Regions from separate parts of the Mus musculus genome. Here region 1 is linked to region 2. The links are chromatin contacts, found by POLR2A ChIA-PET in ENCODE. All regions are on one chromosome and are shown on one strand. The core of a region is the stretch at or near the end of the contact, and the rest is flanking DNA. Distances in the headings are between cores, read along the strand shown.

The links. ChIA-PET counts read pairs that join two places held with the same protein, here RNA polymerase II (POLR2A).
Region 1: POLR2A ChIA-PET joins it to region 2 with 10 read pairs in Patski. The contact joins the enhancer-like site here to the promoter of Srrm3 in region 2. POLR2A ChIA-PET finds 5 or more read pairs at or near these places in 2 of 5 experiments (Patski and embryonic stem cell).

The regions. Positions count from the first base shown.
Region 1 is chr5:135,877,510-135,881,396 of GRCm38, reverse strand. No RefSeq gene overlaps it. Among named protein-coding and RNA genes, the nearest start is that of Gm22450, 3.8 kb to the right of the region's middle. Within about 2 kb of position 1,421, at least 1 of the 3 ENCODE cell types and tissues checked has a DNase peak (open chromatin) inside an H3K27ac peak, as active enhancers do.
Region 2 is chr5:135,816,515-135,820,120 of GRCm38, reverse strand. It overlaps Srrm3 (serine/arginine repetitive matrix 3), which reads right to left and starts at 2,015. Exons shown (of 15, transcript NM_021403.3): 1 at 1,505-2,015.

The sequences.
Region 1 (3,887 bases), core at 172-2,671, 62 kb before region 2:
GTCTCTCCTCTGATCATGTGGGTTCCTGGGATTGAACTCCGGTCATCCCAGGGAGAGCCTCTACCCAGTGGCTCTCATTTACTTAACTGACATCATTGTGCCGGGTCCCAAATGTCATGAAGTATGTCTGGTGAGCTGGCGTCTCTCTCAGTGGCCTTCAAGTTTTTATTTTCATTTTGTTCTGCTTGTTTGAGACAGGGTCTTGCTATGTGACACTAATTGACCTGGAACTCACTGTGTAGACTAGGTTGGTTTTGAACTTGTGACGTCTTGCTGCCTCTACCTTTCAAGTGTGTGCCACCATACCCAGTTTGTGTTCTTTCATTTTGGACATTGTGGCTCGTGTGTGTGTGTGTGTGTGTGTGTGTGTGAGTGTGTGTGTGTGTGTGAGTGTGTATGTGTGTGTGTGTATGTGTGTGTGTGAGTGTGTGTGTGTGTGTGAGTGTGTGTGTGTGTGAGTGTGTGTGTGTGTGTGTGTGTGTGTGTGTGTGTGTGTGGCTGGAGACACGGGGATGCTGTTCTCCCTGCTCTGCAGGCCGATGCAGATGGGTTGAAAGCAAAGGTCTGCCTGGGCTACAGAATGAGATTATATCCCAAAATAAAAAGCAAGAAAAGGAGGCTGAGGAGACAGCTCAGTGGTTATCTCTGCAGCTATGAGCACTTGTTGCAATTCCAGAGGACCGGGGTTCGAATCCCAGCCCCTGATTCTAGCTCTAAGAGATTCAAGTCCTCTTCTAGATTTACATACATGTGTGCACAGACATGGAGGCAGGTAAAAAAAAACACCCATATACATAAAAATAAGAAAAAAAGAGTCAAAAGATGGCATGGGGTATGGCTCAGTGGTAGAACTCCTCTGCATTATCATGGAGTCTGGGTTCAATTCCCAGCACTGAAGAAAAAAAAAAAAAAAAAAAAGAGGATGGGAGACACAGAGGGAAGAAAGGGAGGGTAGAAGAGAGAGAAGAGAAAGGTATAGGAGGAGCATGGTCCAAGCCTTCAGTTGAGAGCCAGAAGCAGGCAGATCTGAGTCTGAGATTAACCTGCTCTACATAATGAGTTCAAGGCCAAGCAGAGATATATGGAGGAGCTGGGGTGGGCAGGAAGGGTAGAGGGGTGGGAGGGGGAAGAGACAGGAGCAACTTTATCATCTAGAGATTTCCCTGAACTCTGTGGCTGACAGGCCATAGCCCCACTTCTGCGGAGTCTGGGGTTTCCTCCATGGAAGAGCCCCTCCTCTTGTCTGTAACCTCAACGTCTGGAGTGCTCTGAGAAGTGACTCCCTCCTCCCTTTTCGAAAGTGCCTGAGTTTTTGGCCATGCCAGCCACACCCTTGACAGGCCTCTGCCAGCTGCACCCCAGCCAGCCCCTCCCTTTCTGGCTCAGCCTCAGAGAACACTCTGGAGTCTTCCGGGAGCTGCTAGGCAGAGAGGCCCGACAGCTGATGGATTGTACCAGTCACCGGCTTTACTGGGTACCAGAAATAAGCATAGTCATCGGTATAGCACACTCGACGTGGGGGTGTCTGGGGTCTCTCCCAGAACATCTCAATGTGTCTCCCTGGGAGTCTGATTTCCCCACTGGCATGAAGCTTGCCTACCCCCATCATTACTGAAGGGGATCAACAAGGGGCCAGGTGACAGGGCTAGGGAGCCATTCTCCATCCCCAACTGTTCTTGGCCGTAGAGCCGAGAGAATCTGTCTAGCTAGGGAGTCTGGGGACCTGAGTGCTTTTGACCTTGGCCAGAGGCCAGCAAATGTGACTCATTTTCTTCATCTGCACAATGAGACCATTGGACTGGATGTTCTGGAAGTCTCCAGGGCTGTGAATCAAGTTTCTCCTCTGCTATTGCCTCCCCCGCCCCCTGTGCCGTCTGCGACTTCTTGCTCTGTAAAGGCTAAAGGGCTGCAGTGTGCACACAGGCATTGCTTGACCAAACTTAGACTTTCCCTAGGCCCTTCTAACACTCCCTTGTCAAATTCAGTTGTAGCAAAACCATGCTAAGTGCGTTCTGTGTGGACTGTTAAAATGGCTTAGTAGGTAAAGACACTTGCCACTAAGCCTGGTGAGTCCTGGGGCTCACAGAGTGAAAGGAGAGAGCAGAAAAGTTGTTTTCTGACTTTCATATGTGTGTCATAGTATGTGCGGTAGACCCACACACTCGCGCATGTGCACCCAAATAAATATATATTAGAAAAAGGAGCTAGAATCCTTCTAGCTTGGTTTAGCTCAAATCCGCTTCATCGACACCCACACACATAAAAATCAACTGTAGGGGCTGGAGAGATGGCTCAGCGGTTAAGAGCAGTGACTGCTCTTCCAGAGGTCCTGAGTTCAAATCCCAGCAACCACATGGTGTCTCACAACCATCTATAATGAGATCTGATGCCCTCTTCTGGTGTGTACTTACATATAATAAATAAATAAATAAATAAATAAATAAATATTTTTAAAAATCAATTGTGGAGATTTTGAGTGCTCTACTTGCCTCTGCCTCCTGAGTGCTGGGACTAAAGCCACAACTGCCCAGCTGAATACATGTTTTAATGACAGACGCAGGCTTGGGAGGTGTGGAGTCCACTTCTGGGAGTACCCCAGAGAGGCAAGGACTAGGGATAGCAGTGGACTCAACCTGATTTATGTGTTACATTGGCTTGGGGGCTTTCATTGTAGACACTGATTAAAGACACAGGGACCTGGGGAGAGAGCTTCGTCCTGCAAATATGAAGACCCGAGTTCCATTCCTAGTACCTATTCGAAAAGAAACCAGATAGGACGATGTATGCTTGTAATGCCAGTGGTAGGAAGATGGAGACAGAAGAGTTAATTCCTGGGCCTTGTAGGCCAGCCACCCTAGGCTCTGGGCCAGTGAGACTGCCTCTCAACAAAAACAAAGAGGGTGTCACCTGAGGAACAACACCCATGTCTTCTAGTCTCCACAGGCACACAGATGTGCACTTCCACATACACATAATTTACAACCTCTTCTAACACACACACACACACACACACACACACACACACACACACACACGGCCGGGGGGCTGTTCTCTAGTTGTGTGTTGGGATAGAAACCATTGGGGTGCTTCATGTGAGTCCCATCAGATAAAGGCTGACCAATATAAGAGTGAGTAGCTAAATCCCCAATCCGGAAGAGCTAGTTCCAGGGTCTAGAGCCAGGAGTGCCAAACCCGGGCATCCTGGGGAAGGACGGCCCCGCCCATTCTCCAGGCAACGGTGGGCAGGGATCCATACTTCCTGTTTTCGCGTGGTGAACCCGGTCGTGTTTTCCTGGTCCCGCAAGGAATAGAGCAGAGGGCAGACTGGGCCTGAATCCCCCGGAGTTTTTCTTATCTTGCATAGCCAAGGAAGCTCAGAGGGCTGGGAGCCTCCCGCGGAAGGTATCCCCTAAGCCACCTTTCCACCACTCTGTCTCCCTCTAGTGTCTGCTCACTGCCAACAACCTTATCATTGATTCAGGGCGTCTGGAATTGCTGGGGAGGGGGGCGGGGATTGTTTGTTTTGTTTTTTTCTTTCTTTCGTTTACGCATTCAATAAACATTTCAAAGGTAACTGTGGCGGGGAGGTGGCGCAATCCTTTAGCTCCAGCACTGTGGAGGTAAAGGCAGGCAGATCTCTGTGAGTTCTTGGCCAGAACTCTTGTGAGTTCCAGAATAGCCAGGGCTACACAAAGAAACCCTATGGGAGTGTGGCGGGGGAATTTAGGGAAACAACAAATAAATGAATAGCCGAGGGTGCATTTTGGAAATAACAGTGCACCGTCTTGGGGAGATATTTCCTTTTCCCTGTGGCTGTTTGGTTTGGGAATCTGACAGGATGAAGGTCTCTGTGCTTTCAACAACAACAACAACAACAACGACAACGA
Region 2 (3,606 bases), core at 766-3,265:
GACTGTTTCCAAATAAAAGCAAAAATAAGGTGGCAGGGGTGGGGGTCGGGCATATAGCTCAGTGATAGAGCTTTTGCTTAGAATCCTTAGTGAGGGTCTGGACATGTTACTGGAGCTATATCATCTGCTTTGCGTGCATAAGGTCCTGGGGTCAATCCCTAGTAGAGGGGACCTCTGTAGGAGAGAGGCCAGGACAGGAAGGGAAACTGTGTCCATCTGAGAGGCTGCTCTAAGGTCCCAGAGCTCCTCCACATGCTGCCTCCTCCTTCCCAGACCACAGCTTGTCACCTTCACCAAGGCCATGGAACCCTCAAGCTGCACAGCACTTCTGGATGGGAACAACCAACTTTCAGGACCCTTGGAAGATGAGGGAATGAACACCCTTAGGCCAACCTCTGCAGCATGGGGACCTTTGACAACACAGGGCACAGGCCCTTGCCCTTAAATAGCAACAAGTCCCGAGAACCTGGGAACAGGGAAACCCAACCCACTGTGGTTGTATCTATCACTCCTGATCCCACTCCAAAGGATGCTGTGAGGATGAGAAGGATGGGTGAAGTCAAGCTGCAAAGCCTGGTACCCGGGAGATGCTGAACAGGGAGCCAAGAGGAGAGAGAATAGAGTGTGTCAGGGGCTGAGCAAGGAGCCTCAATGACACACAGGAGACAGGTTGGCTTGACACACCTCAGAGAAGCTGTCTGAGCAGAATGTGGTGATGAAGGAGGAGGAGGGGGAGGAGGAGAAGGAGGAGGAGGGGGAGGAGGAGAAGGAGGAGGAGGAGAGGCATTTTAGGCAGAAAGGACCACATATGCAAGAACGAGTCACTCACTGGTCTTCAACTCCATGCAAAAAAGAACTTGTTTTTACGATGCTAGGGATGGAATCCAAGGCCCGGTGAACGCTAGACAGGAGCTCACTGCTGAGCCACAGTCCGGGCTTTTTAATTTTTATTTCGAGACAAGGTTCAGGCTGGTCTTGAACTCTCCATCCTTCTACCTCACTTGCCTAAGTTCTGGAATCATTCCGTTTCGGTTTTCTTTTGCCTTAGTTTTCTGGTTCTGGAAACCTGGCCAGGGATGGGCTCTGCTGGATGAGGTGCTACCACTGAGATCCACGTCTGCGTCCCTCCTCTCCCGTCTGCGTCCCTCCTCTCCCGTCTGCGTCCCTCCTCTCCCGTGTCCTGCCATCTGCGTGACCCTCGCACCTCACATTCAAGATTCTCCATTCAGATTGGGTCCTGGGAATTTTCTTATCACAGATTCGTCTCGAAACACACAGGAAGGCATGCTGCATCATGGGATCTCACTGTGGGGAATTTGTATGTCCTGGGGTGGCCCCTGGTCACGTGACCCGTGTCCTGAAAACACCTCATCGCCCTCCCAGTCTCCATCTGTCTGAACCACCCTTGCCTGTCTTCAAACAGTTCTGTCTGCTGGGTCCCGCTGGGAGCATCCCTGGTGTGCTAAGCTGCCTTCCTGAGAAAGATGGAGACTCACATCCTCACCTGGCAAAGTCCCCACAGGCTGCCTTGTGTCTCTTCCTGAGTCCCAATTTCCTTGGCCCTGGTTTTTCTTCAGTTCTCTTCCTCCTTCAGGAGTGAGCTTCGTTCTGGCAGACCTGCATGGATTTTGTGAGGTCCATCTGGGATGCTGGCTCTAAAGTCCCCCTGCCAGGCACCCCAATTTTGCACCAGAGCCCTGGCCCACTTTCAGACAAGCTAAGCATCTAAGCCACATGGCCTGCAGAAACATTACCAAGTCTAGGCAAAAAGGATACTTTGTATTTGCGGTGTTGGTGTGCCTCCCGCCTGGGTGCAGGCTAGACAAGCAAGCATCCTTCCAGCCAGCTATGCCCAGCCTCTCTCTGGGGGATTTTAAGCGAGCTTCCTGCTGAGGAGGGCTTCAGTGCCATCATGGTTCTAAATCTTCTTTTATCCAATGTCCAGCATGGGACTGAGTATGGCATCGATTATGAAACTTCTGAGTCAAGTCAAGGCACCAGGTTGGCCTGGGGAGATGGCCCAAGGGTTAAAAGCACTGGGTGTTCTTCCAGAGGTCCTGAGTCCAATTCCCACCAACCACATGGTGACTCACAACTACCTATAATGGGATCTGACGCCCTCTTCTGGCATGAACCATATATACACACAGAATACTCATACATATATACATTTTAAAAAATTATTAAAAGAAAAAGAAAGGCACCAAGCAAAGGTGCGGCAAGTGACGGATGCAGGTCAGAATGAGCGTTTCTGCTGTCAGATGCTCCAGAGAAAGGGGGTGGAGCAAGGAAAAGCTCGGAAAGGCAGTGGAGAGCAAAGTGTGTCTGCCCACACCTGTAATCCACCACTTGGGAGGCAGAGGTAGGGCGATCAGGAGTTCAAGGGCAGCCTTGGCTATGTATCAAATTCAAGAGCAGTGTAGGATATAGGAGACCTTGTCTTCAAAACAACAAACAAACAAAACCATAAAAATAAAAATACCGAGTTGGTAAAGAGCTCATCGGGCAAAGGCACGCACTGCCCAACTTAGTAACCTGAGTCCTCGGGACCCAACTTCTGAGTGCCGCTGCCCTCTGCTCTCCACTGGGGACCTGAACACAATAAACGAAAAAAAAAAACAAAACCCAAGCAAACAAAAAAATAAAAACAAAGCAAAACCAGACAACATGAATGGATTGGATGGCTCAGTCAGCAAAGCGCTCGCCAGGCAAGCTGGAGGATGAGCTCAAGCCCCAGACCCCTGGATTTTTTTCCCCCCAAAGAAAGCGTGCTTATAACTCCAGTGCTAGGAAGTAGAAACAAGCAGATCCCTGGGGCTTCCTACCCAGCCAACCTACTTGGCAAGCTGCAAGCCAGAGAGAGACCCTGTCTATTAATAAGTAAATAGCCAAATAAGTATGACAATGCCTGCCATTTCCTCTGCCTTTGTATGTGCGTGCACATCTGCACATGCACACACAGATACACACATTCATTCACATGCATACATGTGTGCACACTTGTAAGCACGAGAACACACACACACACACGTATGTGTGCACTCCCCCCCCCCCCACATACTCATAAAGAACCAAGAGAGGCATTCTACAGAGGACACTGAGAGTGTGAATAGGACCAGATGATGGGAGGGGGCAGGGCTGACCATCAGCAGGACCAGCTGAGTGTCCCAGCTTCCATCTCTCCCAGGAGACTTCCAGTGCCTTTCTGGGTGGCTCAGCTACTCGTCCAGTCCTGAGGCTCACTCTGCTAACCAGGAGTCTTTGTTGGGTGCTAAGGGGTATGCTACCAGCTGGGGATAGGCTGAAGGCTCTACCCCTGGCTTTCTCCCCACCCACTGGTCTCCCTTTCTCTCGAGAAGATTCTAATCTGGGCACATGCATCCCCATCCCTGTCAAGTCTCCTGGGGACTCAGGACCTGCCTCTCTTCAGTTGTGCGGGCACTTCTTGCCTTGGTGAGCAGTGGCTTCTTCAATGAACCATAGTTCCTTCTTAGCCACAGCCTTTCAGTGTCTCCCTCCATCCCTCCATCCCTTCCTCTATCCCTCCTTGTCTCCCTCCTGCTCTCTATTTCAGATGATGAACCCCAAAGTTGCCCTGATACTCTT